2 separate regions of the Mus musculus genome follow, and region 1 is linked to region 2. Evidence: chromatin loops called from intact Hi-C (ENCODE). Cell type or tissue: gastrocnemius. All regions are shown on one strand. Each heading gives the region's core, and the rest is flanking DNA. Links, peaks and the distances in the headings are about the cores only.

Evidence for each region. Hi-C counts contacts between places; a loop is a spot of excess contacts. Peaks named below come from ENCODE experiments on the same cell type or tissue, not always from the same donor. Only the 100,000 strongest peaks of a DNase experiment are listed, where the experiment ranks them.
Region 1: a loop joins it to region 2, with 2.2 times the contacts of the local background. A loop is called at or near these places in 3 of 42 quality-filtered maps.

The regions. Positions count from the first base shown.
Region 1 is chr5:114,435,711-114,451,310 of GRCm38, forward strand. Mmab (methylmalonic aciduria (cobalamin deficiency) cblB type homolog (human)) reads right to left here and starts at 8,317. Exons shown (of 9, transcript NM_029956.4): 1 at 8,166-8,317; 2 at 7,051-7,112; 3 at 2,811-2,904; 4 at 2,108-2,165; 5 at 1,340-1,412; 6 at 1,000-1,097; 7 at 769-833. The coding sequence starts at 8,281. It overlaps Mvk (mevalonate kinase), which reads left to right and starts at 8,559. Exons shown (of 11, transcript NM_023556.3): 1 at 8,559-8,653; 2 at 9,678-9,769; 3 at 10,449-10,596; 4 at 14,567-14,711; 5 at 14,996-15,151. The coding sequence starts at 9,692. In gastrocnemius, for the core only: no CTCF peak of the experiment used is centred there; a DNase peak (open chromatin) is centred at 8,366; H3K4me3 peaks cover 1,891 bases; H3K27ac peaks cover 1,561 bases.
Region 2 is chr5:114,558,840-114,574,439 of GRCm38, forward strand. Fam222a (family with sequence similarity 222, member A) reads left to right here and starts at 9,412. Exons shown (of 3, transcript NM_001004180.1): 1 at 9,412-9,585. It overlaps Gm13790 (a long non-coding RNA gene), which reads left to right. Exons shown (of 4, transcript XR_387591.4): 4 at 1-781. In gastrocnemius, for the core only: a CTCF peak has its summit at 9,293; DNase peaks (open chromatin) are centred at 6,598, 8,477, 8,924, 9,184 and 3 more places; H3K4me3 peaks cover 3,144 bases; H3K27ac peaks cover 1,070 bases.

The DNA.
Region 1 (15,600 bases), core at 3,474-11,473, 120 kb before region 2:
TGCGCACATACAATTTGTCCCATCCCACCTCCTGATCCCAGCTGATCCTCCCCTGAGCTAGCCTGGGGGTGTGTGTTGGGTTTGGCCATCGGCCCAGGAAGGCTTGCGTCTCTAGTCCTGCTCGCCCCACACCTCCCACTTGGCTTCTTCACCTAGATGTCCTCCTGCCTGGAGAGCTTTCTGGCATGTCACTATGCAGCCGGGGCCTGTCAGCTGCACTGAAGGTGCGACACCAGCTCAGACTCGTGCTCTGATGGTATAAGCCCGGTTGATGCGGGTGACTTTATGCAAATGGCCATTTTCTCTGGAGGCCCAAGCATTTTGGTTTTGGTTTGATTTGTTTTGTTGTTTGTCACCCAGGAAATGCTGGGAAATGTCCAGGTTCAGCAGTCTTCTGTGAAGGGAAAAGGCTTGCGATCTGAGTCTGCGGACCCCCAGAATCTCACTGGCCTGCTCCTGACCCCTGCAGACTGGAGGTGCTGTGAGGAACCCCTGAGATGTGGACAGAGTTTCTCTGGTGTCCCCCAACCGCTGGGCTCCCTGTAGTCCTTTCTGCTGGTTTCTAGCAGGGTCCTTTCATGGTGTTCTCCTCAGCCCCACATCCTAGGGAGCCTATGGCTCTCAGAGCAGAAAAAAGCTCTGCTTGGCCTCTGAGCAGTGTGAGTCACTCATTACAGTGCCCTCCAGGACAGTACTCAGGACACGTACAATGAAGAGGCGGTGGCTCAGATACGACAAGGGTTCTGCATTGTCCTCTGGGGCCCTTACCGTCTCTCGGCACGACGGCATACAGCGCGGCAGAAGTGCAGGGCAGAGCTGCTCTTGCCTCCAGACTGAAAGAGAGAGTGGGTGTTGGCCACTGTTGCTCTATGCTGGAATACCTCTGAGCGGCCGGGGTGCAGGGGGTGACTCTGTTGCTACAGTTGGGTCTACTGGCAAGCCCGTGTTTCCATCAAAGCAACTACCCCGCCACACCAAGTTGAGCACCCCAATACCTACAGGCAGAATGAAGGCCTTGAGCGGGGGGAGCTGGCTGGAGTACTTGTCAATCCACCGCTCCAGCTCCAGGACAGGCCCTTCCTGGAAGGCCGTGTGCTCTAAGGAGTCAAGGGCAGAGAGGCCCTACTGTAAGCATGCCACCAGACCACTGGGAAACACCCCTTCCTTCTGTGTGGGAGCCCTGCTTCCACCAGCCTCCAGGATAACATCTCTCCCAAGGCAGAGAGCAAGGATGTCTGCCCTACCAGAGAGCTCTAGGGCCCAGGGCTCCCAGTGGGCAACTCTCAGGGCCACCCTCACCCCAAGGCCCCACTAACTCCCTGTGCAGGCTGGGAATTACTTAAGTGAGCCTCCCTGGCTGAGGAACGTGGAGTGGCCAGGGCGGAGCCGACGTCCTGTAGCATGCACTGGATCTGGAGCAAGGGTGAGGAGAAAGACCGTTTGTGGACCGTGTCGGGGCCGTTGGACCATGAATCCAACTGCCCTAACTCTAAACACGACGAAACCTCCTGGAGTTTAATTCACTGGACCAAACATACCAGTGCCGCCTAAATGGTGAAGGATAGCCCATGGGACGGTGGTCAGCGGGACAGGAGGACTCAGGGAGGACACCTGTCCATTCCTGGGACCCACGTAGGCCCCAACCAGACTACAGTGAAGCTTGGGTGACCTCGGCCTCCCACTGCATCCTAGAGTGACTCTGCTAGCAGATGCCCCTCAGAACTCAATGGCAGCGCTAACAGGTAGAGGTCCACCTTGCTGAGACTCGAAGGCAGCAGGGCTCCTGAGCACACAGCTCTTCAGCCTGAGCCCTGGGTTGTCCTCTGCAACCCAAGAGGCTGTCCCATGCGATGTAGGACTTGCCACTAGATGTGTCGAGCACAGATAGCCTTCCGTATTGCCGAGCACCCCCGGAGAGCAGAGTCAACGTTCACCCACACCCCTAGCCTCAGGGAGGATTATGTGTCCCAGAGATGAAGACAGCAGGTCCTCAAGAGTGATTAGCTACTGTGATGCAAAGAGGTAATGGGCCAGGCGAAGCTGCCAGCTGACAATTCAGGTCACAGGCACCAAAGGCCCTGTCGTGGGCAAAAATGATGCTACTTACTTTCTGAAGCTCTTCGGCAAACATGTGGCCTTTTTCTGTGACCAACTCCATGGCAAACCTAAAACGACGAGGAAGAATTAGTCCCTGACAGTATGCTCTGAGAGCTGTAAGCTAATGAGCTACACCCACCAAGGCAGCCTTGTCTTGCTGACAAAGAGAACACGTGGACGGGGGCATTTGCTTTCTAAAGCACCCACCCCGAGTCAGCTGTTCTTATTACATGGATAGGCTAGTCCTGTTGCAACAGCAGGGAGCAGGAGACCTGGGATCTGTCCAGCAGGAGAGAGAGACCTGTGCAGTGCGTCAGATGCCCAAGTTAACCCGCTCATGGGGTGGGGGGGGGGGGGAGGCTTTCAAGGTGGCGCACGCCTTTAATCCCAGCACTCGGGAGGCAGAGACAGGCAGATTTCTGAGTTCGAGGCCAGCATGGTCTACAGAGTGAGTTCCAGGACAGCCAGGGCTATACAGCGAAAAACCAAAAAAAAAAAAAGAGGAGTTTCTTCATAAGGTAGGACAGAAGAGGAAACAAACTTCCTAGGCACAGGTGACAGAGGGACAGACCACGAGCTGAGCTGACTTCTCGTAACAGCAGCTCACACAGATCCATTGAGGATAACCTCCAGGGCCCTCCTGCAGGGCAGAGAATGTCACAAGGATGGGTCTCTGATGCCCAGTACTAACCACATCCAGGCCCGCCGCTTACCCAATAGCTGAGCTTAGCTCATCCGTGGTCCCCACGGCTTCAAATACTTGATCATCTTTAGGTCTCCTTTCTCCTGTGAAGGTGCTGGAAAACCCTGGGGGAAGATATTTTTAGCACATTAAGATTTGGGGGTTTTCTTGGGGGTGGGTGTAGTGGGTTGGTCTGATATTGCTTGTATTGTAACACTCAATACTGGTCCCTAAAACCTGGTTGTCCCAGAGAGTCCGCATGTAGACCCAAGTGATGCTACGTGACACTGCCCTCCAAGTTACCCCTGATTGGTGAATAAAGATACCTACAGATCATTCCTGGGCAGAACTGAGAGAGGAAGGGCTTGGGGGTTCCTGGGCTTAGAGTCTGAGGAAAACCACGAGGGGGAGGAAGAGGAAGGTGCGGAGAGAAGATGCCATGGGGTAAGAATCCTAAAATTATGGCCATGAGGGCGGCCAGCTGGAGCTCAGGGCAGCCCAGATGGAACACTGTAAGTAGTAATTCGGGGTTATCGATAGGAAAGGAGATTCTAACATAGAGGGTAGGTATCTGCCCAGCTTTAGTGGCGATAAAAGCTTATTATAAATTAAAGGTCTACGTGTATCTTTTATCTGGGAACTGAATAATCAAAGGAGGGGAAGAAGCCCCTGACTGAGATTAAATTTATTCCACAACAGGTGGGGCAGGAGCTGGAGGGATGGCTCTGTGGTTAAGGGCACTGGCTGCTCTTGCAGAGGATCCAGGTTCAGGTCCCAGCAACCACAGAGTGACTTGCTGACCTGGGATCTGATGCTTTCTTCTGTCCTCCACAGGCAGCAGGCATTCGTGTGGCACATGTACATACATGTAGGCAAACGCTCATACCCGTCAAAATGTCCACACACCATAAGCCTGAATGTCCTTTTGGTCACTACCACCAAGGCTATCCCTCTTCTTCCTGGCTTAGACTAGTGGAACCACCTGTGGTGTCACCCCTCTGCTCGTCCTGTCTCCTGTCAGCCTAGGTCACAGCTTCTGCCTAGGGCCATCAGCGTGGCTTCATGCCGTCCAGCCACTGAGCCCGCTGCAGCACTGGTAAGTAAAAATGACTTCACAGAGGGACATCCGATATCCACATTGTGGCTGTTGACAGAGCAACCTCAACAAACTGAAGTAACCGTGTCTGAACAAAAGTGACCAGGCTTTGGCTCTCCTGGCTGATGACAAAGATGTATGCGTCTCTATCACAGTTCCAGGACACCCCCATCCCACCCCACGCCCCTCTCTTCTACTTTCTAAGAAAGGTCAATACGTTACAGAAGGAGCCCTGCTTCCCGACCACATCAGACCCAGAACAAAGGTCAGTTTCTTTGCCTCCGTCCCTGTGCGGGCCAGCAGAAGCCTCACCCCATCTAGCAGATACTGCCGGGCCATAGTGAGCCCACTGCCCCGTCTGTGAGTGACCTGAGGCTGTCCCCGAACCTGTCCGGTGTAGCACTGACACCACCATCTGACACCTGTCACTTCTATACACATGTTTTCCCACCGTTCTGGTAACAACATAGACGTGGCAGAAAAAACATCTATCATTCTGACGTTTTGTTCACATACAGCTCGGTGACAGGAAGTACATCCTATGAGTGTGGGGTGTGTGTATGTGTGTATACACTTTAGTATGAAAGGATATAACTCAAACACAATCACTATTAATGATCTGTATGGTCCTAAAACTTCAGAAATGGTACCATAGTAGTTTATTTCTCCATTACATTACATTTAATAAATATTGAAGCAATACATTTTTATTATTATTGGAAAATAGAAGAACAGTGTGTGAACTTTTCTGTATTTCTCTCTCCCACATATCAGATCTCTCTCCTAGCTACCAGACAAAGATAAAATCTTTCAGGATTAGCAAGATGGCTCAGCTGGTAAAGACACTTGCTGCCAAGCCTGATGATGACCCAAGTTAATCCCTGGGAAGCGGATGGTGGAAGAAAACCAACTTCCCCAAGCTTTTCCCTGACCTCAAATGCATTGGGATATAGGCACATATCACACACACACACACACACACACACACACACACACACACACACACAAACACACTCTAAATAAGTTGCAATTTAAGAAATCCCAAAGACATATCTGAATACACATTCATTATTTTTTTCTTTTCTTTAGAGATAAAGGTCTCATTATGTAGCCCTGGCTTGCCTAGAACTTGCTATGTAGACCAGGCATACAAATACAAACACACACACACACACACACACACACACACACACACACACACACAATACACACACATTTTTTTTCTTTTCTTTAGAGATAAGCTTTCACTATAGCCCAGGCTTAAACTTACAGTGATCCTCCTGCCTCTGCCTCCAGAGTACCAGGATTACATACCTGTTCCACCATGCTTACCATCATACACGTTTTAATCCAAATCAACTAAAAGTTCTTTTTATGTTTTTTTAAATTTGGGCTGGGCAGTGGAAGCACGCCTTTAATCCCAGCACTCAGGAGGCAGAGGCAGGCGGATATCTGAGTTCGAGGCTAGCCTGGTCTACAGAGTGAGGTTCAAGGACATGCAGGGTTATGCAGAGATACCCTGACATACATGCATGCACATATATATGTATATACATATTTATGTGTGCATAGTATATATGTATGTATATGTGTATGCATGTTATATATGTGTGTGTGCATGTTATATATATATGTATGCATGTGTATGTCTATGCATGTTTGCAAGTATGTATGTGTGTATATGCATGCTGTGTATATATGTGTGTATGCATGTATGTATGCATGTTGTGTATGTGTATGCATGTTATATATGTATATATGCATGCTGTGTACGTATATGTGTGTATATGTCTGTATGTATGTTGTGTATGTGTATGCATGTTATGTATATGTGTGTATATGTATGTGTATATATGTGTGTGTGTATATGTATATATATATATGGATATGGATGTTGTATATGTAGGTATGTATGTGCAAGTGTTGTATATGTATATATGCATGCTGTGTATGTATATGTATGTATATGTGTATATATGTCTGTATGTATGTTGTATATGTGTATGCATGTTATGTATATGTGTGTATATGTATGTGTATATATATGTGTATGTGTATATGTGTATATATAGATATGTGTGTGTGTGTGTATATGTATGTATGTATGTATGTATGTATGTATGTGCAAGTGTTCTCAGAGGTCAGAGGCAATGGATCCCTGTAGATGTGAAGTTATAGAAAGGTGTGAGCCGCCCACTGTGGGTGAGCAGAGCAGGCTCACCCTGAACTGTGTCTCTCATGACTCGGAGGCCTTACACTGTCCCACACTCTTTTTATCTTTTTTTTTTTTTTTTTTTTTGGTCTTGGTGTTGAACACAGGGCCTTCAGAATACTAGCTGGGCACTCTACCACTGAGCTACACTTCCAACCCCACACGTGTCATTCCCATCATTCAAGACAGAGTTTTAAGCCGGGCGTGGTGGCGCACGCCTTTAATCCCGGCACTCGGGAGGCAGAGGCAGGTGGATTTCTGAGTTCGAGGCCAGCCTGGTCTACAAAGTGAGTTCCAGGACAGCCAGAGCTATACAGAGAAACCCTCTCTCGAAAATTAAAAAAAAAAAAAAAAAAAGACAGGGTTTTACTATGTAGAGCAGGCTGCCTTGGAGTTTGGTACATCAACCTAGCTGGTCTTGAACTTGTGACTCTCCAACCTCAGCTCCTAAGTACTGGGATTGCAGGTGTGCACTATACTTGGCTTCCTTACAACTTGGCTTTTTTTTTTTTTTTTAAGATTTATTTATTTATTTATTTATTTATTTATTATATGTGAGTACACTGTAGCTGTCCTCAGACACCCCAGAAGAGGGCGTCAGATTTCATTACGGATGGTTGTGAGCCACCATGTGGTTCTGACCTTCAGAAGAGCAGTCAGCGCTCTTAACCACTGAGCCATCTCACCAGCCCCGCTTTTTGCTTTTAGATTTATTTATTTTATGTATATGAGTACACTGGTGCTCTCTTCAGACACACCAGAAGAGGGCATCAGAGTCCATTACAGATGGTTGTGAGCCACCACGTGATTGCTGGAAATTGAACTCAGGACCTCTAGAAGAGCAGTCTGAGCCATTGTAGCAGCGCTACAACTTGTTTTGAACACTTGAACAGTGCACCTTTCTTGTGGCTTCACACTTATGATGTATATTCAGACCCGTCACATGGCTACAGCGTGGCCTACCTTTGTCTCCCGTCTTGGTGTAAATCTTGGGGATCTTGGCTGCCGTCGAGGACGGCTGCAGCCTGATGAGAAACAGACACAAAGGCGTGGTAAGTGGGAACGGCTGCGCCTCGGGGAGTGACGCCCAGCTTTCAGTCTGCAACCTCAGGGGCAGCACTTCTCTGCCTCTGGGATGGCAATCTCCCGTCAGCCATTTCCCCGCTGCCCCTTCCTGACAGCTTCCTGTCCCTGTCTCTACCTGTACAGCAGCTGCTGTAGCATACTGCTCAATAAAGATTCTTGGCAAATACTGGCAGGAAGGACTAACTGGTCACTCCATGTAGCCCTAGCTCCACAGTGGGCTAAAGCCGCTAGCTCCTGGAACTGCCCTTCAGCTTCTCCCACACTCCCAAAGTTAGCCATACGCTTCTCCGTTGAGGAAACTGGAGCCCACAAAGATTCAACTTCCTAGATCTCCAGGAAGAGACTGGGCTGGGATTCATGCCCAAAACCCTTCTACTGTAAGCCTGACCTGGTCCATTACCCTCCCCAAACTCTTGTCTCTTCTAACCCCAACACAGAAGTTAGCACTTCTGGGGGAAAGAAAACTAGGCCACTTGCACTTTTCTAAGATTTTTCAGTGTCAAGGAAAAAAAAAAATACACTGTCAAAATGGAATTTCAAAAATGCTATTTTAACTTAATTTTTTTTTTTTTGAGGACTGCGAATGAACCCCGACTCTGCCATTTTCAACTAGCAGTGCATAACTTAAAATTAAAATGTGAATTCACAAAATTATTTCAAAGTCAGAGGACTGGACAGGGAACGCTGATCATGAGGTCATGGTAGTCTGCAAGTCCCTATGCAAGTTTCTAAGTGTTACCATGTCTTCCTGGTGTCTTAATCCTAATCCAAACAAACTGCTTGGGGAGGCCGGACAAAACCCACAAGAGCATGCCCCTGCCCTGACTGACCACAGCTAGACTCCGTTAGAACTTGGGGAGGAAATCCTGGCCTCTGACGCCATGACGAGCCCAGTGACGTCAGGCCACATAGAGCACGTCATCGGTGTGATGTACCCACGGAAACAACCGTTCCTCCTCCGTGTTGAGTTACTCTCCAGGCCTGAAACTCACCTGTCCCCGTCTTCCCCGCCCTGAGGGCCACGGCTCTGGAAACGGGGACACAGCAGTCTGCAGGCGCTGAGACGCCCGCGCAGGCCGAGGCGACCCCCAAAGAGCCACACAGCCATGCGCACGGTAACGCATCCAAGACTGACCCGGCTAGGCACCCGTCCAGGCCCGGGGATGACTCCGCCCCGCAGCCGGCCGCGCCACCTCTCAATCGCTGTTTCCTATTGGCCTGGGGCACTCGCACCAGGGCGGGGCACTCCCCAGCTCTTGATTCCCATTGGATTACTTGTAGAAAGAGGCGAGGCAATTTCGGCTTGCTTGAAGTTCCCATTGGTTAATGTTTGACCCAATCTGTAAAGGAGCCCTTAGCTCCAGCTCTCTGATTGGCCTCAGGAAGACACACCCGCCTCCTTGGAACTCTCCCATCTGATATGGAGAAGACCGGGAGCTGCGGCCCGGGTTTCAGCTCACTTGGGCGCTGGCCGGGGCAGGTGAGAAGCCTGGGCTGCGGGATGGGCGGCGTGAGGACCGGGTCCCGGACACCCCGGGCCGGGCGCCGCGGTTCTCTGCCTTCGTGTCCTCGATCTGAGCGCTCGGCGACCTCAGATCGGACAGTTTCCCCTAGACTAGGGTCCCGTAGACTGGGCTACTTAGTGTGCAGTGGGGTGGCCAGTGAAGCCTTGAACCCGGGTGATTTTTGCATTATTTATAACAACGTAAAAATGCATGCACCCATAAATCCAGCAAAACCACTCTGTGACATGACTCTTGCCTTGCAGAAGTTCTTGTTTGAACGTGCAACACAGGGCGTTAACAGGTGAGTCCCGGCAGCCGCGTTTGTGATTGTGACAGGTTGGTTGTGGTCTTGAGGTCCGGGAAGGATTCTTTCTCCTGCAAGATTTTATCTAAACCTCGCGTTCCCACACGCATCAAACACATGGCCGTCCTCAGAGTAGGCAAGCAGTCCATGCCTGAGCTCATGTCAGTTTCTACTGGCAACAGCAGTGGTAATAAACTCTGGAGCTGAGAACCTGTCAGTGCCGAGTAGCTCAGTATAGTCAAGAGGCCACTTTGCCAGACAGACAGGCCTTGCTGCTGGTAGTCCTTTGAGTCAGCCTCCAGTATTGCCTCTATTATCTGATATATGGGAAACAGATTCATGGCATAAGACATTCTGGGGACGGAAGAGCTGTGGTCTGAACCCAGATTTTTTTTTTCCCATTGTCCACCTGACTGGCTCACTGCACTGTCATCCTGGAACATAGCTCTGGATGGTAGTTCTGGATGGAGTTTCTCTACATGCTCCTGGCTGTCCTGGAATTCACTCTGTAGACCAGGCTTGCCTCGTACACCCAGAGATCCACCTGCCTCTGCCTCCACAGTGCTGGGATGAAAGATGTTCACCTCCAAGCCCAGCCTTCCTGGTGTTTGTAACTAACATCTAGGGAACTTTGTTTCTCTCTCTCTCTCTCTCTCTCTCTCTCTCTCTCTCTCTCTCTCTCTCTTTCCTTGCAGAAGTCTCAGAAGCCATGTTGTCAGAAGCCCTGCTGGTGTCCGCCCCGGGGAAGGTCATCCTCCATGGAGAACACGCTGTGGTCCATGGCAAGGTAAAAAGTCCCCAGGGAGCTGGGCAGTGGTGGCGCATGCCTTTAATCCCAGTTCTGAATTTGAGACCAGCCTGGTCTACAGAGTGAGTTCCAGAACAGCCAGGGCTACACAGAGAAACCCTGTCTCGAAAAAACAAACAAACCAAAAAAAGTTCCCAGGGACTTGAACGATGGGGTACCATGTCTCTCAGACCCTGGATTGGAAGACGGTAAAAGAAAGGCCTAGGGTGTTCACTGGATGAGTATCTCCAGCCGGACGAACCTTAAGCTGGCCCCACTAAGTACAATAGCTGAGGATGGTTGATAAAACCTACAGGTTGGGTTGGAATCACCCAGGAAGTGAGTGTTGGAGGGGAAAGGGATTGAAGGGCTGGGCTTTGGACATTCCAGTGTTGAGGAATTGGAAAGATGGTCTGGTAGAAGTGTTGTGCACACGCATTATCTCATTTAACCCTCAGATCTAACCCACGGCTACGATGTGTAATCTTCTATTTTACAGGTAAAGCTGAGGCTTTTTTTTTTTTTTCCGAGACAGCGCTTCTCATTATCTTACACTCTAAGAGTTGGGATAGGGAAGGAGTGAAGGCCAGTAAATCCTGTCTCCACCTTCAGAGCATACGGTCGCTGGTCCCCAAGCCGCTCACCCTCAGGCTTACTGCTTTTGCCCTTTATTCTACAGGTCGCTCTGGCAGCGGCCTTGAACTTGAGAACTTTCCTCCTGCTGCGACCGCAGAGCAATGGGAAAGTGAGCGTCAATTTACCCAACATCGGTATTAAGCAGGTGTGGGATGTGGGCATGCTTCAGCGACTGGACACGAGCTTTCTTGGTGAGTACAAAGAGTGGGGAGCCGGGTGTAGCAAGAGGCTGGCCCCTGAAGAAAGTTGGGGGTGTGTGTGACAGGGTGGTTACTTCAGGCTGCCCGTGAAGCCTGAAGAACGATGTTCTCCTTGGACCCCCGAAAATCGGCTTCATTCATTTACTACATGATTTAATTTTGTTTGTGATACCAGGCCTCACAGAGATCTGCCTGCCTCTTTTCTCTCAAGTGCTGGGATTAAAGGCATGCACCACCACACCAACCTAGCTAGTTCATTTTAACCGTGTAGACCAGACCTGTGCCCTGAGTCTCTGTGGACTGTTTTGGGCAGATTATTCAGGTGTAAAAATATTAAGCTGTTTTATCAGTTGCCCTTCTCGTTGCTATGATAGAGGCAAGTTCAGAATGTATTTTGGTTCTCAGTTTGCACATAGTCCATCTGTCTCCTGGCAGGAGTGTAAGGTGCCTCTGTAGTCAGGAGCAGGATGGCTCTAGTCCTCCTAGTTATTCAGTCTAGAACCTCAGGGATGGGGCCACGCACATGCACAGAGTAGATCTTTCTACTTCAGTTCAACCTCTCTAGAAAGGCTCTCATAGACGGGCCTGAAGCTGTGTCTCCTAGGTGATTCTAAATCCTACCTGCATTAACTAGTGCATCCTCAGTACTCGGGCGGGGGAGGCCAGAGGGTCAGAAATTCCAGAACAGCTCCGGCTGTATGGTAAGTTCAGGGCTAGCCTGGGCTACATGAACCCACATCATATGAAACAAGATAAAGGAGACAAAAGGATTGACCGTCACAGGTGTGGAACAGCCGTGTAATGTACTTATGGAAGCCAGTGTGTAAAGGCGCAGGAAAGTCTATGGGAAGAGCCGTCAACCAACAACATTTAGTCCCTGGGGTCGATGCTGGGATGGGAAGTAGACCGAGAAAGCCGTCGAGTCTGCTTTTAGTGGAGGGTGAAGGCACTATTGTTCTTGTGTGGTTTGTTTCTGAGCAGAGGGCCTGGGTGGCTCGGTGGTGGGGTGTATCCTTACCAACCCGTGTTTATTACTGCCTAATCCAATCAATACTAAGGAAGTGTTGCTAAAATCCCTGCCCAGGGGAAACGGAACATCTCCCCCTCCGGCTCCTAACGTCCCAACGACAAATCAAGGCACAATTCCCCCAGAGTTCACTCTGGGGAGCCAAGGGGTTTGTTGGTCGTGTAAGTCAAGAGTTGGTTATTGGAGTGTGGGTGCCCCCACATAAAGGCCTCACCAGAAGGTTTGACCCAGCAGGAATGATACCGTAGTCACATAGATGGAGCCCCCCACCTCTGGTCTTCCCCAGCCTATATACCCTAACCCCCCACCCTCCAGAAGGCCACAAGCAATTAAGGCAGAGTTGCATGCAGTGTGGTAGGGAGCTGCTAGATATTTAGATGGGGGCCCTGTGACCCTCTCCACCCCTCTGTGAGGGGCACAAACAGTCAACAAGCCCAGCTTGGATAATCGTTTTTGACAAGGAGGTATAGCTGAACTCCCCAAGATGGTGGTTGCCTGGCAACACAAGGTGACAGACACCTTGCTTCAGCTTCCTCAGGAGCAATCTAGGCATTCAGGCACCAGCCCTTCATGACTGACTTCTGGGGACGGGGACTCAGGTTGCCTGAGAGATGTGAACACTGTGTCTCTGAAACAGAGCCAGGGGACAGGGGTCCTTTTGGGGTGTCAGCACTTTCCCGTGCCATTAGCCCAAGGCCCCTGTGCTGCTGCCGGTGGCATGGGAAGAGCGGTGGTTACAGCTGTCCAGGCTATTTCCCTTCCATCAGCAGGGTAGCACCTGCCCCATGGGTCACCCCAGTCTGCTGCCTCTTTGGTTCATGCCTTTCTCAGCAAGCCCAGGGCAAGCAGGAGCCCTCCAGGATACTTCCAGCCTGCTCCCAGGCCCTGCCACCAGAGATGGAGTGTCTGTGAAAGCTTCCACTTGTGGTGTGGCTCAACAGGGGAGAGCTGGGCTTGACCCCAAGTAGAGAAAGAAGGAAGGGGCTGTCTGTCTAGACTGGCTCTTTTCTAGTTATTGGGGCTTGTACTTGGGGGAGGGGACCACTTTGTTGGGTTTTTTCTCCCCCCCGGTGTCTGTGGCTCCTGGCTCTGCCCCTCACCTGTGGAGAATTGGTAGTTGTGGTGGGAAATGACTATATTTTGCAAGAAGTGCCCTGGGTGACTCCTGGGACCCCTCAGCTAAGAGCCTCTGGGACTTGCTTTCCATGGTACCAGGCACTCGTTAGGGCAGAAATGTTCCCTGGGGACCAGCAGCTGCTTTTCTAAGTCTCTGTCTAAAGCGGCAACAGCCAGGCATGGTAGCTACTGGCCAAGATCACGCAAACCCACCAGAGGGTCTGGACAGGCCCAGGGGTGGTGGCATGTGACCTGGTCAAAGGATGCTGTGGAGAACCAGCAGGATGCGTAGTGGGAGCCAGGATTCTAAGTCTGCTCCAGTAGGAGAGTGAAGGAGCCTCTCGGAGACAGGTTTTCTCCTTTTGGGATGGTGGCCCTCCCTCCACATAGTTACAGGCAAAGTGATCAGGTATCAGGCACCCCTGCTGGGCTGCAAGCCAAGTGTTGCCCCCACCAGTGGTCCCCAAAGTAGGTGAGACCATTCGTCTTCATTTTATGGCTAAGATGGTTAGGGCGAAGGGTACTACCATGTTGTCATGGATACAGAAAGGGCTTTGAAGATGCAGGTCTCTAAACTCCAAGATGGGTCTGTCTCCATCCCAGCACTCTGCAATGTTGGGGTCTCCTTGACCCTCTGGTTAGGTCCTCTGGAATCTATCATCAGTCTGTTAGGCACACATGCACTGAACGCTTAGTGGGTGGGGCCTTGAACTTTCCAAACAGCCACACCCTGCTCTGCTCCAGCTGCTGACTGGAGGCTGGGAATGATTTCTACAGGTGAGCTGGTCGGACTGGATCAGCCTCCTCTGTGTCGCAGAGCAAGGTAGCCCAGGCTCCTGTGCGGCTCTAGACAAAACCTGTGGGTGGGTGGTATATGTGGTCTGTGTTGTATGTGGTGTGTGTGTGGGGGGTATATGTCTGTGTGTGGTGTGTTGTATGTGTGGTGTGTGTATGTGGTATGTTATATGTGTGATGTGTATATATGTGTGGTGTGTTATATGTATGTGTGTTTGTGTGTGTTGTGTGTCTGTGTGGTATGTGTGGTGTGTGTGTCTTTGTGTGGTATGTGTATGTGTGGGTGTCTTTTTGTGGTATGGTGTATATATATATATGGGGTATGTGTGTTGTAGTGTGTGTTGTGTGTCTGTGTGGTATTTGTGGTGTGTGTGGTATGTGATGTGTGTGGTATATGGTGTGTTTGTCTTTTTGTGTGTTGTGTTGTATATGTATGTGGTATGTGTGTGTGATATATGGTGTGTGTGTGTGTGGTATATGGTGTGTGTGTGCTGTGTGTGTCTTTGTGTGGTGTGTTGTGTGTGGGTGTGTTGTGTGTCTGTGTTGGGAGTGCTAAGGGTGGAACCCAGGACCTGGCACTTGCTTGGGCCTGTCAACCAAGCCACATCCCCAGTTCTCTTGCTAATTGTCCTTGAGAGAGAGAAACTGCTGCCTTTGACTTGATTTTGAAGCCTTGTGCTCAGCATGTGCGCAGACTACTAGCTAAGCACTTGGTCCTGGCCAGGAGCAGTGCTGAGTCCTAGGGCCTGGTCCTCATCTTTACAAAGAACCTGAAGAGGTGCTATTGCTATCCTCTTCCCAAGGTTCAGAGACGGAAGCCACTCAGCTGAGGGCCACGTGTGCCGTGAATGGCAGCTAAGACCCACACCTGGGGCTGCCTATACCCCAAAATACAAGTGAGGGTGCACAGGGCTGGCAGGTTGGGACCCTTTCCTCCCCATGTGGATGCCGATGTGTTCCATGGTTTTACGAACATCTGCTCCACAGGCCTCTCACCCACCTGTTTGTTTGCCCGTGTGACAGAGCAAGGTGATGTCTCGGTACCCACCTTGGAGCAACTGGAGAAGCTAAAGAAGATGGGGGACCTCCCCAGAGACCGTGCAGGCAATGAAGGCATGGCTCTGCTTGCCTTTCTCTACCTGTACCTGGCAATCTGCCGGAAGCAGAGGTGTGTGCATGGTCTATAGGAGCCCGTCCCTGGGAAGCATTCCGGAGAATCCCTGTGCCTCCACAGAGCAGGGAGTCCTGTAGTTTACAGTGATCCACTTGAGGTCTGGTGCCCATTTCCTGGTCGTCAGGGTCGTCTTGAGGCCCTGACATCCAATGGGCATCACTCCCTTCAGGGTCCAGATGCTCAGTTGCCCCTCCCCCACTGTCCACGCCTGGCCCCAGGTTCCACTTGGCACTTCACACCCTTTAAGGGAGTCACTTTCTGTGCCTGGTGTATTTCAGGACACTCCCGAGCCTGGACATGGTGGTGTGGTCGGAACTTCCCCCCGGGGCAGGCTTGGGCTCCAGCGCCGCCTACTCTGTGTGTCTGGCAGCCGCCCTCCTGACTGCCTGTGAGGAGGTCTCCAACCCGCTCAAGGACGGGGTCTCCGTCAGCAGGTGAGAACTGTCCTTCACCTGCTCACTGTCCTTCCTGTGATGGAGCAGTGGGTAGCACTGGGGTCTGGAGCTCTGTTGTGCTCCTCTGAACCTCAGTTTCCCCTCTGTGTGAAGTGGGTAGATAACCCTGCCTTTCCCACAGGATTTCTCATTGTCTCTGTCTGTCTGTCTGCCTCTCTATGAGTGTGTGTGTGTGTTGCAGATTTGTGAAATCCTCACATGACACAGGAGAAAAGACCCAGAGGCAGCAGCTGTTGGGCCAGGTTTTGCATACACTCAGGAACTATGCTCCCAGTAGTCCGTTTTAGGCCACTGTCCCTGGGCATTGTACAATAGTATTCTTCCATCTCACAGTGTGCAGTCGCCTCTGGCTTCACAGGTGAGAAAGGTGAAGTTTGAGGACTGGTGTAGGGGACGGGGTCCAACCAGCACCCCATATAGCACCCAGC
Region 2 (15,600 bases), core at 4,935-12,934:
CACCCAGCTAGTGAATCTTCTCCATGACTTGTGTTAGGTTTGCAGATGAAACCTGGGGGTGGCTGGTCACAGTGACCCCAAGGGTCTGTGATTGTCATTTTCACATGTATGTTATAATGGCCCTGTTCCTGTTTTCTCATTATTGTCTTGAGATGGCCAAGGCTGCGGCCAATACCCCCAGTTTCCAGTTGTGCAAATTAAGGCCCAGGGAAATTGGCTATCTCATACAGGAATCTATAAGAGGGCTGTTCTTATAGGCATATCAATGCTAAGCCCTGTGTGCTTCTAAACTCAGAAACTTTAACACAGGAATAACACACACACACACACACACACACACACACACACACAGCTGCCAGTTCCTGGACTCAGTAGACATCTCTAGCCAAAGACAGCACAGCTCTTTACCTCCTGAGCTTGCCTCTGAATTCTCTTCAAGACAGAGCTGTGTTCCAAATAGAACCGTATGTCTCCAAAGGGCTCTATGTTCAAGTTCTATTCTGTCCCGAATTTGCTGTGTGACCTTGGGCAAGTGCCTTGCCCTCTCTGCAGGTGATCCACAGTGATGTAGTATGAGAACATAGGGAACATTGTGGTCTCTGGGATTCCCAGAGAGTTCTCATAACTTTGAGGAACCCACCATGAAGCCTGACTTCCCATTCTAACTCTGCCCTCTTCTCAGAGCCCCTGAACCTTTTCCAACTCCAGCAAATACTGACCTACTGACCCAGAACTGGGAAAGCAGGGTAGCTGGGTGAGGCAAACAATAAACAAGGCCACCTACAGGGGCTCTGACAGATGGCTGATGGGTAGGGAGGGCGACTTCTGGTGAGGGAGTATCTTGGCTTCTCTTCTGTTGGGATTGACAAATGCAACCTGGTCCCACTCCATCTATCAGAAAGGGGAGAGAGAGAGAGAGAGAGAGAGAGAGAGAGAGAGAGAGAGAGAGGCTTGCTGGTGAGAGCTCTGCTTGCTTCCACAGGTCTTAACACAATCCCAGATCCCCTTTCTAGGGAATGGTGACACCCACAGTGGGCACCTCTTCCTGTGTCCCCTAACACATCCACAGGCCAACCTGATATTTCCCATCCCTCATCAAAACTCCTCTCCCTGTTGGTTAGGTCCTAACAAGGTGTACTGGCTGTTTTTGTGTGTCAACCTGATACAGGCTGGAGTTATCACAGAGAAAGGAGCTTCAGGTGAGGAAATGTCTCCATGAGATCCAGCCATAAGGCATTTTCTCAATTAGTGATCAAGAGGGAAGGGCCCAGCCCATTGTGGGCTGGTGGTCCTGGGTTCTATAGAAAGCAAGCTGAGCAAGCCAGGGGAAGCAAGCCAGTAAGTAACATCCCTCCGTGGCATCTGCATTAGCTCCTGCTTCCTGACCTGCTTGAGTCCCAGTCCTGACTTCTTTTAGTGATGAACAGCAATGTGGAAATGTAAGCTGAATAAACCCTTTCCTCCCCAACTTGCTTCTTGGTCTTGATGTTTGTGCAGGATAGAAACCCTGACTAAGACACAAGGTGACATCTAAAAGTAGACGAGGCACGGCAAGGGGTAGGAGACAGATGTTTGGGCTGGGACCTGAGCTTCACTAAGCCAGAGGTGCAAAGAGCCTGGGGGGGGGGGCGGGGGGGGGCGGGGATAAGCTAAGGCGCGGTAGGCAGGCAGGAAGTAGCCGGAGGGGTGGACGGTGGACTGTGGTGGGGGAGCAACTAGGAGGTCCATCCCTGAGGCAGCCTGAGCTGCTTCCTCATAAAGGTCCACAGTTTGCAGGCGCCCTGGTCTCTGCCCCATCCCTTTTGCCTGCCCATCCCCCGCCCCCGGGCTCCACGTCCTGGGGGGCGGGGCAGGTGAGTGACAAGGTTACCAGGGTTCTCTCCCTCCCCTTTTCTCCCGGAGAAGCATAAAGAGCTCTTTCTTTTTCTGCTTATTAATAGCTCTGATTAAATTATCTCTGAAAAACCTACATGGTGTGCACCAATGGGGGCTCGGCTCCCTCCCGGCTCTGGCCTAGATTAGAGCAACCAGGGCAGGTGAGGCGACTGGGGGGGGGTTGTGGGGGGGAGGTTGAGGCTGACTGTTCCCCTGCCAGAATCTGGGCTCAGCTCTGCCAGCTCAGTTCCTGCTCAGCCTCTGACTCACTGGGCCCTTCGGAGCTCCCCATGGGGTCTTTGCATTGGCCTTGTCACCCACCACCCACCCCCGCCAGGGTCCCCTCACCTTTTCCCTTGGCTATTTATTGCTCCTGCCCATTGCACTCGGGCGCCCAGTAGGGTGCCTCTTGCATCACCTGCCCCACACCGGAGGCAGCACCTGCTCCAGGCACTCCTATAGTAACCTTGTATCAACCCTGTTCACTCCCTTCTTGGGATCACAGGAAAGCTGCATTCCTTAGGGCTCAGTAGAGACTGTCACTGGGGAAACTCCCAGACTATGCTGAATTTGCTGAGGAGCCTCAAGCAATGGAAAGGGACAACCAGGCCCAGTACTGAGAGCAGAACTAACCTCACACATCATAAATCTCCCCCCACCCCCACCCCCAGGGTTTCTCTGTATAGCCCTGGCTGTCCTGGAACTCACTCTGTAGACCAGGCTGGCCTCGAATTCAGAAATCTGCCTGCCTCTGTATCCCAAGTGCTGGGATTAAAGGCATGCACACACCATGAATCTTGTCTCACAGAGTGGGGGGAAACCGAGGCACAAAGAAACTGGATCACGTGGAGGTACACCCCCATCAGTCTCTTTCCACTCTCTCCCTCTTCATATCTATCCTGTACCAGAAAACAGAGTCCCCTTTAATTCCAGCAGTTACAGGTGGGCAAGGGTAGAAAGACAGGCAGATCCTTGTGAGTTTGAGGCCAGCCTGGTCTACATCAAGAGTTGCAGGCTTGCCAGAATACACAGTGAGACCTTGTCTGGAAAAAAAAGAAAAAAGCTCACACTTATATCCTTGCACTCAGAGGAAGGAGTTAGAAGGTTTGCCTTAAGGTCAGCCTGGGCTATATAGCAAAAACTATTTGCAAGGAAAAAAAAAAGGGGGGCTGGTGAGATGGCTCAGTGGGTAAGAGCACCCGACTGCTCTTCCGAAGGTCCAGAGTTCAAATCCCAGCAACCACATGGTGGCTCACAACCATCCGTAACAAGATCTGACTCCCTCTTCTGGAGTGTCTGAAGACAGCTACAGTGTATTTACATATAATAATAAATAAATCTTTAAAAAAAAAAAAAAAGAAAGAAATCTGAGTCACCTCATTCATTGATGATGGAATCAACAGATCTTTCTTGAGTGGCAACTGTTTGTAACCTGTGCTAAAGAGTCCTGGGGAGCCTCAAGCTTAGGAAAACAGACAAATCAGACTAGACACAGCAGGAAGGCTTCCCAGAGAAGGAGGCTCACTACTTGCAATCTGAAGGAGAAGCAGTGTGGGGCTGTGGGCGTGGGGGAAAGAGGGGAGTGGGAGAGAACCCACGTCCCGCCAGAGTTCCTGTGCTCTGGGCAGGCGGACGCTGGAGGACTGCCGGACGCTTTCCATGCGGCCCCGGGTGGGCATCTGGCTGTTTGAAGCCACTGACCCCACATGGCAGGTGGTGGACAAAGGGCAGCCCCTGGTACCAGGTTCTCAGCCTCCAGCATCCCACTCTGGATACAGCAGAGGAGCTGAGAACAGAATAGGGGCCACGGGGCGGCACTTGGCCCCGGGGATGAAGCGGGAAGAGGGCTGGGGAGAGGGGGCGCTGGATGGTTCCCACGCGGGCTAGATCCCTTGGTCAGGTCTGTGGTTGGAGCACAGGAAGACCTTCTGGCTGGAGGTTAGACATGGCTCGCAGCACGTTAGGAGAAAGCCTATCCCATCGTTCAAGCACGGCGGGCCTTCATGATCAAAGACAGTCTATGGTTTTAGAGCTTTATTGTAGAAAGGCAGGGAGAAAAGAGAGAAGGTAGTAAGAGATAGAGACTGGCCATGGCCACATGGAGAGAGGGGGGAAGGGAAAGAGAGAAAGAGGGCTAGAGCCAGGCGTGGTGGCACACGCCTTTGATCCCAGCACTCAGGACGCAGAGGCAGGCAGATTTCTGAGTTCAAGGCCAGCCTGGTCTACAAAGTAAGTTCCAGGACAGCCAGGGCTATGCAGAGAAACCCTTTCTCGAAAAACCAAAAAAAAAAAAAAAAAAAAAAAAAAAAAAAAAAAAAAAAAAGAAAGAAAGAAAGAAAGAGGGCTAGAGAGTAAGAAAAAACGAGGACTAAAAAGTGGCGAAGAGGGGCCAAGCAGTCCCTCTTATAGAGTGGGTTGGGCTATCTTGCTGTTGCCAGGTAGGTAACTATGGGGAGGAGCATACCTGGCTATAGTCAAGTAACTGTGGGGGTGCAGTCTAGCCAGAATGCCAGAAGCTTGGGACATTGTCTGTGTGACAGAGTCACAGAATTATGGACAGGCACCTGATTCTGGGAATGTGGCTCACTTTTCCATCCCTTGTAGATTTCTCTATTGGGTCACTGGAGCAAGCCCCATTCAACCAAAATAGGCTGCCTATCACAAGCCCACAGAGCAAGAGTTGGCTACCTGGAGAGAGGACCCTCTAGGTAAAGAGAACAGCACTGTGCAAAAGGTCTGGGGTGGTAAGAGGCACACATGATGGAGGGTGTACATGCATTTCAGCAAGGTTGGTATGTAGGGTCTTATAGGAATGGCGAGGGAATAAACTAAATCCTAGTCCCAAGTGTTCAGGAGCTGGCCGGCCTGGAGGTCCCCAAGGCTTCGGCAAAGGAATTATAGCCTAGTCTCTAATCAGATCATGTTAGTGTTGGACAGAGTGTAGAACAAAAACCAGGACTATGAGGGAGGGTGGCTGTGTGTGGTGGAAACTTGTGGGTTCTTGGAAAAGTCGGTTGGATGGTGTTTTGCTGGAGCAAACACGTGAAGGAACATTTCCTTAAAGTGGACACAGGTGTAAAAGGCTAAGGCAGACTCTTGAAGGAACGTTTCACTGAAGCAGACACAGGAGAGAGGATGTTCTGCTAGAGCAAGCACGTGAAAGGACCTGTGGTGAAGGATTCTTTGCTAATGACCACACGTATCAGTCTGCCTTATACTGCATAGTTGAGCTGCATTTGTCGGGACTCCATAGAGAGAAACGCACCAAAAACCTTCTGGTGGTGTGCTGCAGTTTCTTGCCGCTCCCGAGGATCAGGGCTGAAGCAAGATACTGGAGGGACACATGATGTTTGGAGGGTATAAATAGGACTCAGGAACAGCTGGCTGTGTAACACTCGTTGGTCTCCTGTCTTCGCTGATCTTCGCTTTCCTGAGAGAGGCACAGTCAAGAACTTTTGCTGGTGAGTGTTCCTGCTGACTCAGCAAAAGCTGAGGCCTGGCTGTCTCTGCTAGGTCTACTAACCCAACTCTACTGAACTGGCCTGCCCCTGTATGCATGAAGTGTCTCTGCGAGTGGATCGAGCTGGCAGTGCCTGCTGACCTGTGAACTGAACTGCTGGTTTCCAGACAACACAGATGGGAGTTGCTCCAAAGAACCTTTCTGAACATGTACACTTCCCCCGTATCCTTTCTTTTCTACTATCTCAGGTGGGTGGTGGGCTATAAGGGAGGTTAAGACATTTAAGAACCGTCATTAAAAATAAGGATTGAGGGGCTGGTGAGATGGCTCTGCAGGTGAGAGCACTGACTGCTTTTCCGAAGGTCCTGAGTTCAAATCCCAGCAATCACACGGTGGCTCACAACCATCTGTAATGGGATCTGATGCCCTCATCTGGTGCATCTGAAGACAGCTACAGTGTACTTATGTATAATAGTAAATCTTTAAAAAAAAAAAAGGTTTGAAATGATTAAAGATACAAATGTGTATTTGGAGACATAAATAAAATAAAGTCTCAAGCATCTCCGGAACCTTCAACTGCTTGCAAAACACATCTCTAACACAGCTGCCTCTGAGCCCACTGCCCCCCAGAATCCATCATCAGCACCTCACAAACTCCCTGACCTTTAGAGACAGACACCCCCTTCAGATCTCACCCTTAGCTGCTGCCCTCCCCCACCCCCGCCCGCACTGTTTGGGAATCACGCCAGGTTTTTGGGAAGCTATTGACCACATTGGGAGCCCTCAACAAGGAGATGGACCCAGAAAAGGGAAGAAATGTCTGTCCAGGTCACACATTGTCAATCTGTGGCTGCCTGCTGAGGGGTGGAGGACTGGGAGGGCTTCAGTTCCTTCATTGGGTGACCTTGGGCAAGTCCCGCAGCCCTCTTCCCATACAAGATGCGGGTAGTAATTCTATCCGCAGGGCACAGGTTCTCCGTGAAGGTAAAAGGACTCTGAAACATGAATAACACAAGGCGGCTGTCATGGTGACCTACCAACAGCGAATCTCGGGCTCAGAGAAGGCTGTACTCAGCTTGGCCCGCTGTTCACCTTAACGCCACCCCTCACCCCCACTCCTCTCTTTTCCTAGATTTCGGTCGTCATTGTCTCCTCCTCTGTCCCAGGCTTGAATCTGCTCTCCCCACCTGTCCTTGCCCTGGGTCCTGCCAGCAACTCGCCTGGGCAACTCGCCCTGACGTCAGGGCCGCTCTGGCCGCTGGCCCAGAGGGGAAGCAGCTGGCAGCCGATCCGGTTTCCAGGTAAATCCCCGCCCCCACCCACACTCCGGGAGCAGGGAGGGGCCAAGGAGGAAGGATGGACAGGCAGCCACTGGGAACTACAGCCAAGTGCAGAGGCAGGCTGGGGCTGCTGGAACCTCATTCACAGTGCTGATCTGAGACCCGAAACAGGGCCAGCTTCTGCCCCAGATAAGGAGTGTGTGGCCTACTTGGGCCTGCCCTGGAGGTCCCTTGCCAGTGCCTCTTCCAGGTTCTAGTTAGCGGTTGTTCTGCTCTCTGCTCGGCTCCTGAAAGTAGGCTAAGGCCTGATTGCAATCCACACAAAACCCTGGATGCGCTCACCAGCCCTCTAGGATGGAGGACCACCACTAAACACTTGCTGAGTGCATCTGGTGCTCTCTCTTGCCCCCCCCCCCACAACGGCCAGATACAGAGGAGATTAAGATATGTCTTCTCATTTTACAGACACCAAGCCTTGAAGATAAACGGCCAAGGTCAACCGCAGGCAAGGTTCTGGGAGGACGCCAGGCATCACTAAGATAAAGCCTGAGATCACTAAGCATCCCTAAGATAAAGCCCCTAAAGGGGCTGGATGGGGGTGTCTTGGAGGCTGGATGGGGGTGTCTGATTGATGTTTTACGTTTCTGCAGGGATCCTGAAGTTCTGTCTGGAAAGCTGGGTGTTCAACTTCTTTTGTGGCATACATTTTTTTTAATTCAGTTTTTCAAGACAGGGTTTCTCTGTGTAGCCCTGGCTGTCCTGGAACTCACTCTGTAGACCAGGCTGGCCTCGAACTCAGAAATCCACCTGCCTCTACCTCCCAAGTGCTGGGATTCAAGGCATGTGACACTACTGCCCAGTCTTGTGACAGACATTTTAACAGTTTAGGAATCTGTGTCTCCCAGGGTTCAGTTTCCCTGTCTGCTACCTGTGGGCTGTCAGGCAAGTAAGAATGGAAACACCTACTTAGTTTTAGGTGATACTGTGCCTCAGTTTCCCTACCTGTTAAATGGACGACAAACCGGAGCCTTACCAGGTATGGTGGCTTGTGGTCATATTTTCTGCACTCTGGAGGCTGAGGCAGGAGGATGGCTTGAAGCTAGGAGTTTGAGACCAACAGGAGCAACATAGAAAATACTAAGTGCCTGACTCCCGCGGTCAATGTATACATCTGTGGGATGGAGCTGACCAAGGATTCAGCATGTGGTTTGTGTTCCACAGATCTCAGCGCTGATGCCCAAAACTCCACCACCATCCCCAGTCGCTCCGTGGAAAAGGCAATCGGGAAGCTTCACGTCTTAGTTTTGTCCGTAAACTGAGAACAAGTGTCAAATATCAGTGTTCTCCTCTGTAAAATGTAGGCCATAAAGCCAATCTCACAGTTTTGAAAAATTTAAGTGTAGTATGCACTTTGCTCTGTGTGTGTGTGTGTTTAGGTTGTCCCAAGGTTTGATGTTGGGTCTTGCAAACCGCACCCTTTACCATTTGGTGTCACCCCAACCTATTTTTACTATCTTTAACACACTCCTCATAGGGCCTGTTCCAAGAGTAAACGGAATAATGCATAGTACCTACCCTCAAACAGGTACTCAGTGAATAGGATTACCTGCTTTCAACCCTTTAGGTCTTCGACAAAGGGACTACAACAACCAGCATGCCTTGCCCTTCCAATCGGGACTCCTTCGCCTGTTTTAGGCTCGCAGCAAGCCGGGAGTTGTAGTCCTCTAGGAGCAGGACCCGCCTCATCCCCGCTTGGGGAAAAAGGTTGGAGAGCCGCCCTGCCGGCCTTTGAATTTTGCCGCGAAAAGCGCGCGTGGCGGCCCCCAGCCCCGCCTCGCGGAGGACGCGGCGCCGCGTCACCGTGGTAACCGCCTCTCGGCTGCAGCTGATTGGGCCGTAACGCGGGGGGCGGACCGGGGGTGAGACGCAGCGGCAGGAGCGGGCGCCCGCGCCTGTCAGTCGTGCCGGAGCGGAGCAGCGGGCAGCATTGCCGGGCCGGCAGCTCTGCGAAGAGGCTGCGCGCGCCGGCCAGGCCGGGCGAAGAGCCGGGCCCGAGGCTAGGCGAGGGTGCTGGGCAGCGCGAGGTTGCGGCTCCGGGAGCCCCGCGAACCGTCCCGGGCCACGGGCACGGGAGAGACCTGTGCGCCGACCGCTGCTGCGGCGCTCGAGCACCATACCGGGTGCACGGCTCTCCATCCCCGAGTCTGCCCTGCGCCTGCTGGATCTGCTGGTCCTCAGCGCCAAGGCCCGCGAGGCTACATCCCAGTCTCTGCCGCTCGCTGCGGCTGCCACTGCCGCTGCTCGCCGGCTTCCCCTCCCCCCACACCCGGAGCTCGGAGCAGGAGGAGGAGGGGCCGGCTCATTCTCGGCGCTGCTCTCTGCAACCTGCGGGGGCCGGTGCACGCCGGGCGAGGAGCCCGGGCCGCTGCAGGTGCGTGCAACCCTCCGAGGAGACGGACTCTCCACCTCTGAGCAAAGCCGGGAGCTGCAAGCCGAGGGCGGGAGGGCAAGCGAGAGGAAGCAACAAAGACAGGCTGCAGCTGGGGCTGGCGAGAGGGGCCGCGGCCGCCGGCCTCCCAGCGCGGACGGAGAGGGCGCCCTGGGAGAGGCGCGGGCAGAGCTGCAGCGGTGAGCCGGGCCCCGAAGGGAGGCGCAGCGCCTCCCGCCGGACGTATGGAGCACAGTCTCCTGCGAGGATGCGCCGCCTGAGCGCGCGAGCGGCCGGGGTCCCAGGCGGACGCGACGGGTACTGAGAGGGGGGAAAAAAAAACCTTTTTCCGACTTCGGACGGCGCTTCCGGACGCAGGGATCGCCCTCACCGACGGCTCCCCTTTCCATACGAAGAAAGACATCGGCCCCCTAAGGGGGCCTTTCTCCAGCAATCTTTATCACCCCTGCATGGCCGCAACCCGCAGATCGGAGCGTCGTGGCCTCTGAGATTTGGTGCCCTTCGTCCGACTGCCTGATACGGTGAGTTGCGGGGTGCAGAATTTTGGGTTTGAGCTGGGGACAGCTCCTCGCAACCTGGCAACCTGGACTGGCCCTAAAAGGGCCCTAGGTTGTTGGGTGCCCAGAGACAGCAATGCTACTTGTCCACCCTTGTCCTGCCCACACAACTTATTTGGACTGGCTGGAGTGGAGATTGTGGACCCTCGTGGGTATTCTACTGACATCGGTATTTGTCAGAGGAAAGGCACCCCACCCATGAAGCTAACAAAGGTGGTGGCCCTGTCCTCTGGAGATTCTTAGGGAATCTTGTACTTTTGTAAAGATTGATTGGGGGCAGCCAGGGTTGGCCAGCATGGAGGGGGTCTACAAAACCACCTTTGGGATCTTAAAGAGACAGAGCTCAGAGACAGGGAGTCCCAAAACTTCATGTCTGAGGATGGTGTCTTTCCAGGCAAGACATTTGTGTGTCTATTGTTACAAATAACTCACAAAGACAGCATGTTCCAATGGGCTGCATGTGACATCACTGCCCGACCTTTGATGTCACCAGAATTGTGACAACACAGCTGGCTTTGAGTGGAGCCAGAATGGCCAAGGCCGAATGCCTTGGTGTAGTAGAAGGTGAAGGCCAACTCCCTGTCCTCCCCGGCCGCAATCTTATGACCTAAATCCCCACTCGAGGTGGGGGAGGGAGGCAGGCAGTGCCAGCTGTCCCTGCCCCTGAGGACAGGTGTTCAGAACTCTGCCTATGTCTCCTGCAGTGTCTGGAGTCTCCCAGACTCCCAAACAGAGCAACCTCTTACTTTTAAGCAGGATGCTTAAAAGGAGGTCCCCATGAACCCTACCATGTACCCAGCCAGCAACTGGAGTTCCCAGGGTCCCCAGAAAAATGTGGGCTTCAGCCTTCAAACAGGCTTCTCTTGAAAAGGTGAATGTCCTGCCTGAGCCAGAGAGAGAGGGGAGCCAGGACCTTCCTGGTGTGTGTGTGTGTGTCTGTCTGTCTGTCTGTCTGTCTGTCTGTGTAAGTTCAGGGAACTCCCCTGCTCTTCAAGGTAAGGGGCCATGGTCCAGCTGGGACTCCTGCCTTAGCTGTTCCCCTTCTGTCATTTAAGATGACTTTGACAAGCAGTGTAATAGATGCTCATTAAGCAAATACCAGGCCAGGGGGGATAGGTGGAGATGCTGAGAGCCCTCCTCTCCCCACCGAACTCTGGCAGCAGCCCTGTACAGTATGGAGCCCAGAGAGCTCCCAAGCCACAGCCTGCTTACTCTCATTTGCCCATCCCAGCAATCACTGCCAGGGCCAGATAGGGGGTAAAATAGCCACAGTCAAGTTTCTAGGGGAAAGATTGAAGACGCTGGCATTGTTGCTCCCATGGGGGGGGGGGGCGGGGACGACAGGTGAGACAGGGTTTCTCTACAGACCATTTTTACAGCCTCCTCCCAGGCTCTTCCATTAACAGGTCAATAAATACCGGGGTGGGGGGGGGAGGCCACTTTGGAGGTTTGGTGGGGTGATCCTGTTTCCAGCTGAAGGGTTTCTTTACACGCAAGCTTCCAAGGACAGCCAGCGGCACAACAGCAGATTGGGGGTGGAGTGGAGAGGGGAGGCTGTGGGCACAGGGCTGTTTGCCCGGCCTCTCTCAACACTTCCCAGCTTAGAAACAAACTTGGAGTGTGCGCCAGAGATACACACACACACACACACACACACACACACACACACACACAAACACGCGGTTGGAGGCCCTCTGTGGAGTATTTACAGTCCCTCAGCCAAGGCAGAGGGAAAGGCTGTCAGAGTTGGGCAACTCCTTCTGTTCCTTTCCCTCTGCTCCCTGGGCTTGGCAGTGAGCGCCAGACGGGGGGGGGGGGGGGAGCGGTGTGTGTGGGGAGTTGCCAGCTTACCCGGCGTCTTCCAGAGCGCCAGGCATTTTGCGGCATCTCAGCTGCTTCTCAGGAGTGGATTGTGCTGTGACCCATTTTGTGGATGAGAAACCCAAGGCTCAAGTCAAAGAAGTGATGATGCGCAGCCAGGCAGCTCCAGTGGGTTGGCCTCGGTGCTCCCCCCACCCCATTCAGAATCTCCAGGACTTGGGCATAGGGGAGGCACCCCTGTCCTAGGACGGTTTCCTGGGTGAACTGAACACAGTGGTAACTTCTGCCAGGCCTTGTGAGTCCAGCCTGTTCCCTTATACCTGCTAGGCTCCTATCTGTAGCCCTGGGGGGGGGGGGGTTATATAGCATGAAACCCACCTGCCAGAGATAGTGAAAAAGCCAGCCTTCTTCATGTGAGATGGCCCTGGGCTACTCAGAGCCCCTGGCAGGCTCTCCTGGTGGAAGACAGGTTTATAGATGGTAACAGAACTTTAATGGGTGGCGATCCTGACCTAGGGGCAGGTGGGGGTGGGGGGGTGGGGCGGGGCGGATAGAAGAGCAACACACCGGATGAGTAGTTCAGAGCTGTCTGAGGGTTGAATGGGGCAGGGTGGCACTGAGGTGTTTGTTCTGTGTCCTGGAGTCTCATGTGACAGGGCAGGTGTATGAACCATTCCTGCAGCATATTCCTAAGCCCCGCCCCCTCCCAATGCTCCCATCACTGGCACTTAACCAGTGCCCCGACCAGTTGCTCTAAACCAGGTATAGGCCCTGTCCAGCTTGATGCCTTTGGTGAGAAACTTGAAGCTCCCCTTCCCCGGGGGTGGGGGTGGGGGCAGGCTTATTGCCGAGACTGGAATGGTTGGGTCTGGGACCGACTGCTGTGTGATCGCATTGCTTGGCTTTGAGTCTGAGCCTCGGTTTCCTTATCTGTCAGAAGGAGCTACAAGCAGGGGCGTGGTGAGGATTCTGTGAGGGCTTAGCACAGGCCAGAGCCTACAGTAAGTGTTCCATAAATGTAGTTTCTACCTGCTATTAGCATAATCCTCAGCTCTCCCAGTGTCTCAGAGCCCAATGCTGAAGACCGGGTTTCTAGGCTAGGGTAGGGTCCCCAGCCTTCCAGCGCCTCTGCAAGGGGGCTCCCACGTGGTGAGCCTACAGGGGGAGCACACGTGGCTCCCATCTGAGTACCAGGGGCCGGGCCTGACCAGGGCGTCCTCCCCAACCTCCCTCCTGCCCACTCTTGCTTTGCCAACCCTCCCAGTCAGAGAAAGCAGGCAAGCAGCTCGTATTCATGAACCGTAATTCAATCAGGCAGCGATTCCTTGGGGCTGGGCGGGGGCGAGAACGAGAAGGCGCGCACAAAAGGGCCGCTTTATTACCTCCCGCGGGCCGGGAATTGCTGCTCTCCCCCAGCACCGGCCGGAGCCGCCTTTATTGTGTTAACCCATTTGCGTGTCAAGAGCTATTGTGCGCTTTCTCGCCGCCGGTGCGGTGCGGCTGAGGGAGGAGGGCTGCGCTGCCGGCCGGTCACCTCCGCGGGCGCCGCCCGCCGCCCTGATTGGTTGCTAAGCGATTTGCATCCAAGGTAATCACTTTTATCTCAGAAGGATGTCGACTATAATTATAAGCTACTGACATCTTTTGAAATCTGCCTAATGACTATTTTAGTCTGCCCGGGCTGGGGGTGGGGAGGGGGATTCTGCGAAGGGATGGAGGCTGTCGGGGGTGTGTGGGCATTCCTTCCACCTGGACCACTGATTGCTTAGTTGAGAAACAGCTGAGTGCCTGCTGCCAGCCTCAGACAAAAGGCAAACCTAGACTGTGGCTGGTGGGGCGCCCCTATTCACCCGTGGTGGACTTAGTGCCATTTCAGAGATGGGGAAATAGAGGCCTCAGAAGGAGCCAGATGACCAATAGATAACTCAATCCCTCTAACTTGTTTCACTTGGGGGGGGGCACAGGATATGTTTATGCCCCGTGGTCACACAGCCTGGGAGTGGAAGGGGGAGGGCAGTGGATCCCCATAGTCAGGGTTGGGGGTGGGGGACACGGGTAGTGGGAAGAGTATAACTGGGTTAAAATTCTTCTGCCCTATCTCTTGTGCCCTTGGGTAAACCCTTCACCTCGGCCTTGACAATGGGGTGCTGGCCTTGAAGATTGTGATACCCTCAGAGCAAATCTGCAGGCAGTGGGAACCCTGGATTGGACAGAAACTGGCTGGAGGGAACCCCAAGAGTGGAAGACTGTAGTTGTTCAGGGAGGGCCTCGGGAGGGACCAAGAATCTGCCCGGCCCAGCATGCAGGAGGGAGTCTCAGGCAGAGGGAGAAAGGGCCCCTGGTATGGTCAGGAAAGGAGCACTTGGAGAGGAGGAGGGTCGTGAGTAAAGGAGAGAGAAGCTAATAGGGACATTAGAGGATGCTCTCTAGCGGGCTCCCTCCCTCTGTGTGGCTCAAGGGAAGAGAGGCTTCATTCAAGGCCTGGGGTCTGGAGAGGTCAGCAGGGGACCGCCCGCGGGGGTCCTTAGGCCTGTTTGGGGGAGAACCCTGGTTTCTATCCTCATTGGGTATGTGTGTTTCCTGACAGATTGGTTACCCTCGTGGGCCTCAGTTTCCCGATTGGTTTATTGGCAGTAGCAGTTCTCCCATGGGCTTGTGGGTAGAAAAATTCTGCACATACAGGACACGTTCTGGAGCTATGAGGATGAGTGAACTAGGCTAAGATCCTGGCCAGTTACCTCAGCTCCACATCTAGCCATTGCCCCAGCTCCAGCAGCTGTTCTCCCCGCCTGTGTGTCCCCCCCCCCCCCAAGCTCCTCTTATTGTGTACTCAAGAGGCCCAGGAGACAAAAGTCCAGGAGGTCAGGAGGTGAGGCCAGAGGAGCTGGCTGTGAACTGGCTCCCAGGGACAAGGACTCAGACACAGAACTTAATGACCTAGGGTATGTGGGGAGAGAGGCCTCCCTGGGAGGAGGGAGGCTGGCCGCCTGGCAGAGCCCAGGCTGAGCTTGGCACTGACTGAGGCAGAGGCAGCAGCTTCAGGCCACACACCCTCACCATCTGTGTGACCACAGGCTCCTAATCTGTCAGGTAGATCCAGAGTCTGCCTGAGAGGAAGGGTGTGAGGCCCGGGGCCATTGCCCAGCCAGAGGGCTTCTCTGCTCCTGGCACCTGAGACGATGCAGAGGTGGTGTCTGAAGAAGAGGCTTAGGCTCTAGATCAGGCTAACTGCCACTCCAGAGAGGATCACCATATATGGGTTTCTGTACCTGGAAGCCAGGTGGGCAGATGCCCCTGGGGAAGGGGGACTTAGCTCTCAAAAAGCATACAGGGACCCACAGGTGGAAACTTAAACCAGGGAGGGCTTCACAGAGTGGGAAGGCTGGCTTTCTGGTTCTTCTCTTTTTAAACTCCTCTATCTCTCATGAGAACCATGGTAGACATCTGTGTGCTAGCCCGCGCTTCCTGCTTTGGTCTCCACTGTTGTCCCACTGAAGGCAGTTTTATCCTTGTATAAGTGCCCCATCACAGGTGAGCGTCCACAGAGGTCTGACACCTCGGAGGGTGGGGCTGGGCAGGTTGTCCTAACAAAATGCCTGAACAGGAAGGAGCTGAGGGGGATATTGTACAGTAGCCATCTCTTCATGTTCTGCACAACCTTGAGCAAGTTGCCTCCTGCCTGAACCCAGATGCACCCACATCCTCTATAAGCCCATAAAATGTCAAGGATGTTAAGGCCTGACTCCCTTCTGCCAGGTTGCCCTTGGCAGACATTGCCAGTCAATTGCTGCCCTCTTCCCCTGCCTCGTTCTTTTCCTGACCTTGGACTCTCTCCAGCACTCCGGGCAGCCAGTGCCAATCAGTCATTGGGGCCTATGGTCTGAGACAGGTCGGGTGCCTAGCCTTAATGTACTCAGGGGTCCCTCTGTGTGGTTCAGAGGGCCAGGGCACCACAGCTGGAGATTCTCAGGGAGACCTTCTTTGAGGGTAGGGGTTGTTCTAAAACTATTTAAGCGTGAGGGTCGGTTACTACCAGCCATGCACATTCCAAAGCGCCTGTAGCCTGGAATTTATTTACAGTTAGTGTTTGCTGAGCTCTTGCTGGACACCCTTTGGGCACCCGCAGGCCTCTGTGTCTCTGAAGAGCTCAGGCCACTT